Linked DNA regions of Homo sapiens: region 2 is linked to region 1. A link is a loop called in an ENCODE intact Hi-C map of the cell type or tissue named here. Cell type or tissue: Caco-2. All regions are shown on one strand. Each heading gives the region's core, and the rest is flanking DNA. Links, peaks and the distances in the headings are about the cores only.

Region 1 (5,090 bases), core at 1-5,000:
TTACTAGGCCTGCACCTGAAAACTAAGCCCCTTTAGCCTGAAGGGTGGGGAAGTGACCTGGGCCAGGCCCAGTGGGGTCTGGGCCCTGACATGCCCATCTCTGCTGTATCTTTACAGGAAATCAGTACGCTGAGGGGCCAAGTGGGAGGCCAGGTCAGTGTGGAGGTGGATTCCGCTCCGGGCACCGATCTCGCCAAGATCCTGAGTGACATGCGAAGCCAATATGAGGTCATGGCCGAGCAGAACCGGAAGGATGCTGAAGCCTGGTTCACCAGCCGGGTAGGTAGAGGGAAGCAGGCACCCTTTGGGGGTTAGGAAGGGGAGGGCTTTGTGTTCCCTACGCGAAGGTCTGACTCAATGCTTATTCCCTCTTCTTCCTCTCTCTGCAGACTGAAGAATTGAACCGGGAGGTCGCTGGCCACACGGAGCAGCTCCAGATGAGCAGGTCCGAGGTTACTGACCTGCGGCGCACCCTTCAGGGTCTTGAGATTGAGCTGCAGTCACAGCTGAGCATGGTATGTGTCCCCCCACCGCCGCCGCTTCCCTGTGCAATTCACACTTATACCCTTGCAGCCTAGGGCAGCCTGGCCGGTGGCTGTGCCCATGCCCTCTCCGGGAACCAGGCTCTGCTGAGTCACAACCCCCTCTCCCTATCCTCAGAAAGCTGCCTTGGAAGACACACTGGCAGAAACGGAGGCGCGCTTTGGAGCCCAGCTGGCGCATATCCAGGCGCTGATCAGCGGTATTGAAGCCCAGCTGGGCGATGTGCGAGCTGATAGTGAGCGGCAGAATCAGGAGTACCAGCGGCTCATGGACATCAAGTCGCGGCTGGAGCAGGAGATTGCCACCTACCGCAGCCTGCTCGAGGGACAGGAAGATCACTACAACAATTTGTCTGCCTCCAAGGTCCTCTGAGGCAGCAGGCTCTGGGGCTTCTGCTGTCCTTTGGAGGGTGTCTTCTGGGTAGAGGGATGGGAAGGAAGGGACCCTTACCCCCGGCTCTTCTCCTGACCTGCCAATAAAAATTTATGGTCCAAGGGAGGAAGGACGTTTGGTTTATTATTTCAGCCCATGGAGAGAATAGGTCGTTCGGTTTGTTATTTGAGCCCATGGAGAGATGGGTCCTGCCTTGGCCCTGTTTAGGTTTTATTTGAACCAAAGTTCACTCTGTCCCAGGAAAGGGAGGGGAGGGTACTCACATACTTTGCCTGTAATGGTAATTCCTGTTTACAGAAGTCTTCATTTATTTAACCCGTTCCTTAAAATAACCTCATGAAATAAGCATTGCTTCCATTTTACAAAAGTAAACTAAGGCTCAGAGAGGTGAAGTGTTTTTTTCTATATGTAACTGCTCTAATGCATGGCAAAGGTGGGATTTGAAATTGTTTTTGCTTCTAGATTTAGTTTTCTTTCTACTCTACTCCCCAGGGCGTTGAGGTATCTGTGTGAAATTAATGTTTATTGAACACCTACTATGTGCCATTGAATTAAAAACAGCCCTAAAAGGTAGTATGAGCTGCATGTTATAGATCAGGAAATAGGCTCAGAGAGGTTCAGTAACTTGTCCAAGGCCACACAGCAACTACATGGTAGAGCCAGGACTAGAACCTAAGTTGCCTGATTCTTAGCCCATGGTGCCAGCCCCTGCCAGGTGGTCTCCTGGAGTTGACGCCACTTGTGCCGGTCTTGCTGACATTCCAGTCTTGTGCCCTATGAAGGCTCAGGCCGGGGATCCCTAGGGGCAGTTCCTCCCGACACATTTCTCCACCTCACTGAAACTGGGGGTTTGGGGCCAGGCATCCCGCTTGGAGCAAGGCTGGGGAGGCTGTACCTGTCAGTGTGTGTTGTGTGTGTGCATGCACTAACACATTCACCCATTTTTGGGGCAGCCCTGCATAAGCCCTTTAACGCCCACCAGCCCATACCTGGGCCCAGAGCCCAGAATGGGACCCAGCAGTGACCCAGACCTCCCACAGAGACCCCAACCCTGGCTTGCCTGGGGCCTGCCCTGGGCCAGCAAAAGAACGAAGTCCCAGCTTCCTGGTACAACTCTGCCCTTGGGTAGGTATGGCCCTGCTCCTGTGGTTTACATCTCAGCTGCCAAGAACTGAGGCCAATTCAAGGTAAGGAAGAGGCCCCAAAAGAAGTCCCACTTCTTCCTGGTGGAGAGGTGAGGGCTGCAGGCCCAACCCTATGAGTGATGGGGGCAAGTGAGGGACACTAGTTCCACGCCCGCATGCTGCCAAATGTACTCAGCACCCTGCTAAGGAGGCTGGAGACCCCATCACGGCCATGGCAATCCCGAAGGAGGAGCTGTTTCAAGGTTGGTTATGAACATGTAACCCCAGAGCCCCGCTGCTGTAGCCTGGACTGGGACCCCCTTCTGCCCCCTCCCTAGCTGTCCTGTTCTGGCCTCCAGCACCCACAAACCACCACCCCCAACTTAACTTCTCAGGAAGCCTTGGAGCTGGAGGGAGAGGCCTGGCTGCACCCCCAGCTGGGACTGCCCAGAGGCGCTTGTCCCTGCCCATGAAAGCCTCCCTTGTCACAGCTGAAACCTTCCCTCTGCCTCAGGGGCCCCTGGAATGTGGCTGCGGGGCGGGGTCTGGGCCCACACAGGTGGGGCAGGTGACTGTCAGGTCTCAGGCCTGAGTGTCAGGAATGAAGCCTGCCTTTGTGTGTGCACAGTGCAGGGTGGGGCTGGACTGGGGACACTTTTCTGTCTCAGCCTGGAGACCTGGGATAGGAGGGAGAGGGGAGTGGGGAAGTTGAGGGGAGTGCCTTTACATCCTGCTGGTCATCGTGGCCACTTCAGTCTGTTGAGCATTTCCTGTGAGTCATCTTGCTCCAACTGAGAGTCAGGCTGAGCTGGAGTTATTTCCATTTTCCTGATTGGTAGACTAAGGCTCAGAGAGAGGAGGCGGCATTACCCAAAGCCGCACAGCTGGTAAATGGGAAAAGAGGGGTTTAAAGGTAAGTCTCTGGGCTCCAGGACACACCCCCTCTCCCTGGCATTTCCCTGGGGAACAGGAGAGGTGTGGGAGGGTTCTAAGGTTGTTGGAGACTTCATTCTCCTTGTGCCCTCAAATGCTCACTATGGCCCTGAGGGGAGTCTGTGTTAATGGCCTAAGTTTAAATCAGGAACCAGGCTCAGAGAGGCTGAGTCTCTTTCCACTGGGCTGCACTGCCTCATTCTAAGGAGAAAAGGCCAGCTCCACAGATGGCCCCATCTGGCTGCAGTGGGCAAAGGTCAGAAACTGGCACAGCATCCTGGGCAGGCTGCCTGGGGCAGGGCCCGGGGCTACAGCCTGGGCTGGGGCCAGACAGAGCTTTATCTTCGCAAGGCCATCCCACCTGGTGCTAATGAGGAGGCTCCGGGCCCCACCCAGATCTGGAGCTCACAGTAGCGGTTTGGACTGAAACCAGGGATTTGTGCGTGGGGCAGTGAGGGGGGCAGCTGCCGCCCCTGGCCTGGGCCTGAGAGTATAGAGAAAGCCACCTCGAGGGGCTGCTGGAGGAGAGTCAGGTGCAGAAGGGGATCTGGCTGGGGTCCAGCCCTTCCTCACCCTGGGGTGAAAGGCGAGTAATTGTTCTTGAGTTAATTGCTGGGGCCACAATGTCTGCAGAGGCTTTTAATGAGCTCTGGATGATCTGAGTTTGATTATTTTTCTTTCGGAGGAAAAGACAATACCCTCCCACCCATGAGACAATACCACACTGTCTGTGCCCAGCATTGGAGGCCAGGCTCACTGCGAAGATGGATGAGAAGGAACCCACCCCCAGCCTTGCTGGCTGGCAGTTCCCCTTGCCAGCCCAGCTCAGATGCAGGAATTTGGGGTCTGCAGGAAGGACTCTTTCCCTGTGCCCTGTTTGGTTGAGGGTGTGAGGACCTGTTTGAGTCCTGGCTTTGCCCCTTACCAGTGGTGCCACCTGGCACAAGTTGCTTCACCTCTCCAAGTTTCAATTTCATTCTTTCTGAATCTTGGGTGGGGGTCACCCTCTGTTGTGAGGATGAGAGGAGGTGATGGATGCAAAAGTGCTTTGTAAATCACAAAGTGCAGGGTAGAAGTAAAGGATTATGCTATTATAGCAAAATAAGAACCTAAGAACAACCTGCGTTGCCCCATAGGAGCTGGCTATGGAAGGTCGATGCCGTTGAGCCTAAGAACATGCTCAGGCTCACAGGGCATGTTCTGATGCCCAACGACAAAGCCCCTCCTGGTGAGGGCACTCAGGCGCAGGTGCCGGTCATGCACCCTGGCCCCTGCATGTCTGGCACCTGGGTGGGGATCCAGGAGGGGGCAGGATGGGGGCTCTTGGGCCACAGGGCTTCCCTGGAAGTGAGAGTTGAGAGCGCCCCTTGCCACAGGGAAACAGAGACTTAAAAAGGTAAATGTCCACAGTCTTACCATGGTAATTGGTAGGGTCAGGATTTGAACCCAGGCCTCACAGTCTTACCATGATAATTGATAAAGCCAGGATTCAAACCCGGGCCTGAGGGACTCCAGAGCCCTGTCCACTTCACCATGCTGCAACCTGGGCTAGGAATCCTCCTCCTGAGTTTCTGTAAGCCCTGGGGCCAGGTCCAGAGGGCTGAGCCACACCTCCAAGTGGCACTGCCCACAGGTATCAGGTGTCCCTGGAAAGGTGTCCCTGAGCTGGTGGCAGAGAAAAGGGCTCTCCTGAGTGTTCAACTCCCCGTCTGTGTGAAGCAATGCCTTGGTCTTCAAGATCTCCGGTGTCTTCCAGCCTGCCTGCCAGTCTCCCTTCTCTTCCCTTCCACAGCATTCAGGCACATAGAGCCTTCTGCAGCGGCCCGTCCCCAGCCAGCACTTGACAGGACAGATGGGGGCTAATCTGGCCCTGCTAAGCAGCGACATGCCTCTCCTGGAGAAGGCAGGGGCTTCCTGGAACTTGCCCCAGCCTTATCAGCGGAGGTTTGCCCCAACACATCCCAGAAACGAGCAAAGGTTCAGCGCCGTGCAGTTGGCAGGTGTCGGGATCATCAGTCATCCCCTTGTCAGTCCCAAGCCTGCTGGGCTTTTGTGAGGGTGCCAGGAACACAGGCTGGAGGATGGCAGGAGGGGAGT
Region 2 (6,780 bases), core at 842-5,841, 100 kb after region 1:
TCCATGAAAGCAATTATTTTTCCTGGTGTCTCTTCTTGGTACTTTTAGTTCTATTCCAGTGTTTCAGAATCTCCAAAAATGTAACTGGGTTCCCTGCATTAAATGGTCAATAAACCTCCTTCCTGCACCAAGTGCTGTCTCCCCGGTGTTGGTTGTATGTGAGATGTCGGAGAGTCCTGGTCGTCAGGTCCTGTGTCCTCACTGGCTCTGACATCTTGCTTCCAGGAGCTCCCTGGGGTGCTCTGGGGCCTCTGGATGAAGGTCCCTTCCTGATGTTGGATGTGTATTCACCTTTCCCAGGGATCCCTATAGACTGGTGGAAGGAAGTGATGCCAGTTGCCAAGTTTGAATTCTTTCAGAACAGCTCAGAGCTAACATGTCCCTACCATGCTTTTGGCATCTTCAGCCTCTTGTTATTTTGTCCAAGAGCAAAATCACATCACTTAGCATTCTAATATCGTCAAAGGAAGGTCGTGTTGAGAATTGTCTGAGCCAAGTTGCCAAGTTTTTCCTCTCACTCCAGTTGGCCCCTTTCATGGAGCCATGGAATTCTCGCCCACTCTCCCAAATGCAGAGGCCCAGATTGGGCACTGGAGACTGGGGTCTTGGTCCTGGGGCACTTCTAGGCTTTAGTTTTCTCTAGAGAGATGCTGCCACTGATGTTTCTGTTGTCTATTCTGCTGCTGTCTTGGAGGTGCTGGCGGTGAGGGCTGCCGCTGCCATCAGAGCACTCCAAGTCCCTGCCTGCCTCTCAGATGTGGCTTTGGCACTGGCCAAGGTGGTTCACAGCCAGATGCAGTTATAAGCAGGTGGAGGAGCAGCCCAGAGAGGCTGCTGCCTCCCACGCCATGCTAGTCAGTTTACGGCAAGCACCAAGTGTGTCCAGAAGAATGAAACTCTTGGGTCTCAGCTTGTCCATGTGCCCTGGTGCAAAGAGCAATGAAAAACTGGTCCTTCTTCATGGTGGCATAGTGTGGTGGAGGTGGATCTTCTCTAGGGTCAGGGAAACTTGGGTTCAAATCCCACCTTGGTGACTCTGAAGTGGGATTTGAACCCACCTTGCTGAGTGAAGTTGGCCAGGTCACTGCATTCTCTTGAGACCTATTCCTTGTTTGTGGAAGTAGGATAGTTGTATTTCCCTCTCACTGTGGTTGAGGGGTAATGCATCTAATGTTCCTGGCATCTAGAAGGTGTTCAGTGGATATTGGTTTATTGGGGCTCCCTAGGAACCAGCAGGTACAATCTCTTCCTCCCAGAGAGAAAAAGGAGCTGAAGAGATAGTAGCAGAACCCACTCTCAGCATCGGGGCCCTAGATTCTACGTTGGTGGCTGGAAAGTTTGGCCATATTCCTTGTTCATGTACATGCAATAATAAAAGCCATCTTCTGTTGTCATTAGGCCTGTTTCTCACTCCAAGTAGCCTAACTGAATCCAAAAAAGCATTCATTGGGCTGTCAGAGGACAAGACTGTTTGGTGGGCTCTTCTAATGAGGAACCCACAAGAGTCATGTTTTAAGAAGTGGCCATGACCCTCCCTGACCCTCAGTGTGATGGGGTTGTGGAGATCCGACCTGTCCCCACCTTTCTTGGCCAGGTCACACCCTTAACAAGCTCTACCTATGAGGTCCCATGGCTAGGTGTGACAGGAGGTGCCACTCAGGTACATAGAAAATGAAGGCTAGAGGCTGGCAGGTGGGTAACCAGTGCAGTCAGGACACCTGGACCCTGGGGTTTTACTCACATTCGTTATCCTAGCCTGAGAGCTTAGGGCTCCCTCTGGTACCAAATCCCAGACATCTTTTCTTGCAAGTGATTCTCCCGCCTGGACATTCTGTGCCTGTCCCTGGCCTCTCTGCCTCACATACTCTCACCGACTGGATGGATATAGCCCTGAATGTGGCACAATAGGCTTTGCTTTGGCCACAATAACTGCAACCAGGTGTCTCTTATTTTCCTTCTCCTGAGGCTTCTGCTCCCTTGGCTGGGGGCCACATCTGGTTCTGAGCCACCTAGTGCTTAGCCCGTCCCTCTTCAGTTCACCAATCCTGCACTGCCTGTGGGCTGATGTGTGATATTTCTTCCCAGCCTTCACGTGGTAACATCAGTTGCGGCTCATGAGGCCCATGCACTTATGTATTTTTTGACACCAAATGCCATTTCTCACAAATTCCAGCAAAGTGGAAAGGAGAAAGGGTAAACAGCTACAGGCTGCTGGGGTGGACACTGCAGTCACCGAGAGAGCTCTGGGGAAGGGCCCACTCCTGCTCCCACCACTGTCTACACTGGGAAGCCAAGAAGATTGAAGTGAATTTCTGGACTTTCCTGAACAGGAGCATTTTTTATTTGGATAGTTTTTTTGTAGACGATGATATGTGATACCTAAGGCTGATGGTGTGTGCCCCACCCTCCCCTCCTTCCCCCCAGCATCTTCTCTTTGTCTTCCTGACCAAGAACAAAATCAATTTCATCTGTTCTCATGGCCACTTATAATCTTCATGAGCTCAGCTTGAAGCTCATGAAGTTCTCAGCCTGTTTAAATTAAACCATTTTTAATGTATCTTTTTTCTACCTAATTCAGTGTTTCATAACCATGCCTTCCCACTTAATAAATGTAAAGATATCTTGCCTTCTCACTTAATGTTTTAACTTTCAAAAATGTAAATACCAAACTCGTATCATGACTAAAAGACAGCTCATTTCAAATACAGGTTATGCTTGTTTTCAAATGACACTTCCTCTAACTAAAATAACTTCCCTGCCATCTGTTTTAGATATTCCAAACATCACCTCCCCACTGGGGCTAGGGGGTGATACACAGACTCTCCCAGTTAGAATCACCGTTCCTATTCAAGTATGAGCCCCTGGGCTAAGCTTACCTGCTTTACCTGCCTGCCAGGTGTAATACGTTTTAGCTTCTGAGGAGGAGGGTTTCTCAGTGACCCAGGCTGCTCTGCCCTGGCCCCAGGCCTTTGTCTGTGACCCCCTAGTGGCCAGTCCCAGGTAGCTATATTTCACACTCATCCTCTCCAAACTTGAATGCAGCTTCTCCCGCTCTAGCCAGCTCTTTCCTTTGACTTCTCAGCTCCCTTGAAGCACACAATTGTCCTAGGAACTTGGGGGTGACCTTGGGGCCACTTTCGGTTTCTCTTCCTCCTTTGACCCCATATACAGTAATTCTCCCTGTCTTGTAGAGTCCTTCTGCAGCATCTATGTCCTTTGTGCCTTCCTTTACTTCAGCACTGCTGGTGGCTGGTTTTGGGTTCCATCACATCCTGCCTGGATTCTTGTAAGAGCCTCCTCCTGCTCTCTTCTGTGCCAGGTTTGTTCTGCACACACCACCAGCCCTTCACTCTTTTGTGTTCTATTTATTGAGTAAATATTATGTACAAGGCACTGTATTGCATGCTAGAGAGCATACGAAATGAAGATGGAGTGTTCCCACTCCAGGGTGCACACTGGGCAGTGGTAAAAGGAAAATGGGGCCGGGCGCAGTGGTTCACGCGTGTAATCCTAGCACTTTGGGAGGCCGAGGCAGGTGGATCATCTGAGGTCAGGAGTTTGAGACCAGCCTGACCAACATGGTGAAACCTCGTCTCTACTAAAAATACAAAATCAGCCAAGCATGGTGGCACATGCCTGTAATCCCAACTACGCCAGAGGCGGAGGCAGGAGAATCACTTGAACCCGGGAGGCGGAGGTTGTAGTGAGCTGAGATCACGCCACTGCACTCCAGCCTGGGCGACAGAGCGAGACTCCGTCTAAAACAATAACAACAACAAAAACAAAACAAATAAACAAACAAAAAAGAAAATGAAATGTCAGGGCTTTCTAAATTTATTATGCCGAAGTGAAAAATTAAGCCTTGGAAACTGGGTCATGCGATATAGCTGTTCTTCTTCTCTCCTGCAAAGACAGTTGCTTCCTGACTTGTGTGTTGACATGTTGCATAGTAACCAGACTCCCTTGTCTGTATTCAAACCTAGAGTAAATGACATTGGAGAAGGAGGCCCTTGTGACTGCTACCTTTTTACAATAGAATGTTAAGCAACCCCATGAGAGTGTAATCAATAGCGGTCAATCAGATCTTACATCTGTACACTAGCCTTTGTGTGGAAAACGTCGTAATTCTGTTCAGCACCTCTATTTTTGCCTATATAAGTGATCTTCATTTTCCCCCTGCACTGGGAGTACTGATTGCCATTCTTCGGTGTTCGTGTGTCCCCAGAAGACGGCTCTCACATGCCATGCTTGAAAAAACTCTTTTTAACCAGATCCTGAGCCTTTTGATTATTTTAGGTTGACAGGCACTGGATTAATTTTCTAAAATTTCTCCTTTGATTCTCTCTTTCATCTGCTCAAAAACCTCCAGAGGACTCTGTTCTGTTTCTAGCTCTTCAGGCAAGTTGTGTGGCCCAGAGCAGGAACTTCATAGCTATTTGTTGAATAAATCCAGTTGGACAGCTGGCGTCTAGGAGTGTTGGCCTTGTGTTCAGTCCAGAGTCCACTATCTGGCCCTTTCTGGGTCACTGGGCAGAGCAGAAAGAACTTGGGCTTCAGGGTCAGGCAGACCTGGGCTGACATTTCAAGGCCCATACTTTTCATTCCAACTTGGTGAGTTCAGACAACATCCCTAACTGCTCTGAGCTTTGTTTTCTTTACTCTACAGTGGGATACTTGTAACTGCTTTGTAGTGTGGTTATAAGGATGAAAAGACACAACTATATGGGAAGCATATGGTATAATACTTGGTGGCACATAGTAGGTGGTCAAATAATAACACAGTAGGCCGCACATAGTAGGTGTCTATCTAATTTGCGTGTATAGATTTGTGAATGTGTGAGAGAGAATTAAGTAAAATATTGTATACCAAGTGCCAAGCTCGGTTCCCTTCACATAATAGATGTCAATAGATATTACTTCATGTGACCTTTATCTGTCCTTTATGAACATTGTTTTTCGCGTGGACTGGCCTCTTCCCCACAGGCATAAGCAACACAGTGTGCATATTTTCCTTTTTGTCTCTCCTCTCTCCTTCATCCTAGATATCCTCCTAAAACAAACCTCAGCAAAGAAGAGCAAACTAGGAAAACAAACAGAACTTGCTTATTACATTGGAGAAAACTGCATGCTAACTGATTTGAAGTACAGTAATCCAAACACTGGCTCCTCTTGAATTCATCAAATCCTGTTTTGTGACCTGGTGCTTCATTCACCTAGGATGAAGTCACCACAAAACTTGTCTATTGCTATGGAGCAGTGATTCCGTCTTCCAAGGGTGGTCCCCAGACCAGCAGCATCAGTGTCATGTGGGAACTTGTTAGAAATGCAGACTCCCTGGCCTGACCCCAGACCGCTTGAATCAGAAACTGTGGTGTGGGGCCTGAAAACCTGCATTTTTTGCAAGCCCTCTGGGTGATTCTGATGCTGGTTAAAGTTTGACCACTGGTGGAGATGTTATGAAAATAGAAGCAGACAATATTTTTAGCATAGAGGAGTACAAACTTCACTCTTACAGGCTTCAGAAATGCAATTTGGCTCTTTGGGTTGACATTTTGTGTCATTCAAACTCATTTCTTTGGGGGTCCAGTACTTGGGACAGGCCTGTTGTTGGCTGTTGCATTTCTGAAGTTGTACCCAGTTCTCTTGAGCCCACTTCTGCTTCTGAGTGTTTTCTTGTGTTCATCCTCTTTTTTTTTTTGTCACCCAGGCTGGAGCACAGTGGCTCGATCTCGGCTCACTGCAACCTCCACCTCCCAGGTTCAAGCAATTCTCCTGCCTCAACCTCCCGAGTATCTGGGACTACAGGCGTGTGCCACCACACCCAGCAAATTTTTGTATTTTTAGTAGAGATGGGGTTTCACCATGTTGGCCAGGATGGTCTCGATCCTTGATCTCGTGATCCGCTTGCCTCGGCTTCCCAAAGTGCTAGGATTACAGGCGCGAGCCACTGCGCCTGGCCTGTTCATCCTCTTTTTCTGGAAAACTGTCTCCCATCTTTCCTGCCCATCCAAGTCTTCCCAATCTTAAGTTCCAGACAAAGTGTCTTTGATGGCCCCTCTATATCTCTAAGCTCCAGTCACTTCTCCCTCCACTGAGTTACGTGACCTCTTTTTCTGCTCTCAGCTTTTTGAGGGTGGAAATTTCTCCTTTTCATCTCTGCATCCCCCATCCCCTTGAGAAGGGCTTTGGTATAACAGGAGTTCAGGAATATCAGACATTCAGAGTAAGTCACCAGGATAAGGCAAATCATGCCTTGGAGAATATCACCCACATCTGTATAGAGTTACAGAGAAGGGTCCCCATGCGTCTCATTGACTGTATATGGGACCAACTGGTGGCTGGCTGGTTGTCATGGCTGAATAGCCAGTGGCTCCAGCATGGTTTACACAAAAGTCCTGGGCAAGAAGGTTTTCTGGCCATCTACTGGCAGCCTTTCAATCTAAACTAATCAGAAATCCCACTGTACAGCCCGCACTTAAGAGTGATAGTAACTGTTACATCATGGAGCATGTCCAGGGAAACATTCCTGGGATGGCAAGGGGACTTTGAACCATGCTGAATGCAGAACCAGGAGTAAGAAATCTCACATCTGCCACAAAGAGCTGAGAATATGGCAGAATGATTAGATTTATCCTGTATGGGACACCATGGGGGAGAACTGGAGAGTAAATGAACTAAAGGGCCAACTCTCTGACTTACTTGCCAATGTATTACTAGCCTCCAGCTCAGCCCCTGGTTGGCACAGAGTAGGTACTTCATAGCTATTTGTTGAATGAATGA

Evidence for each region. Hi-C counts contacts between places; a loop is a spot of excess contacts. Peaks named below come from ENCODE experiments on the same cell type or tissue, not always from the same donor. Only the 100,000 strongest peaks of a DNase experiment are listed, where the experiment ranks them.
Region 2: a loop joins it to region 1, with 2.6 times the contacts of the local background. A loop is called at or near these places in 5 of 110 quality-filtered maps.

The regions. Positions count from the first base shown.
Region 1 is chr17:41,519,568-41,524,657 of GRCh38, reverse strand. It overlaps KRT19 (keratin 19), which reads left to right. Exons shown (of 6, transcript NM_002276.5): 4 at 118-279; 5 at 390-515; 6 at 661-1,041. The coding sequence ends at 915. Among named protein-coding and RNA genes, the nearest start is that of KRT15, 3.2 kb to the right of the region's middle. RefSeq lists enhancers at 2,116-3,315, 4,429-5,090. In Caco-2, for the core only: no CTCF peak of the experiment used is centred there; DNase peaks (open chromatin) are centred at 2,137, 2,617, 3,327 and 4,957.
Region 2 is chr17:41,413,898-41,420,677 of GRCh38, reverse strand. It overlaps KRT37 (keratin 37), which reads left to right. Exons shown (of 7, transcript NM_003770.5): 7 at 1-131. Among named protein-coding and RNA genes, the nearest start is that of KRT37, 7.3 kb to the left of the region's middle. In Caco-2, for the core only: a CTCF peak has its summit at 2,980 (motif pointing left); DNase peaks (open chromatin) are centred at 2,947 and 4,507.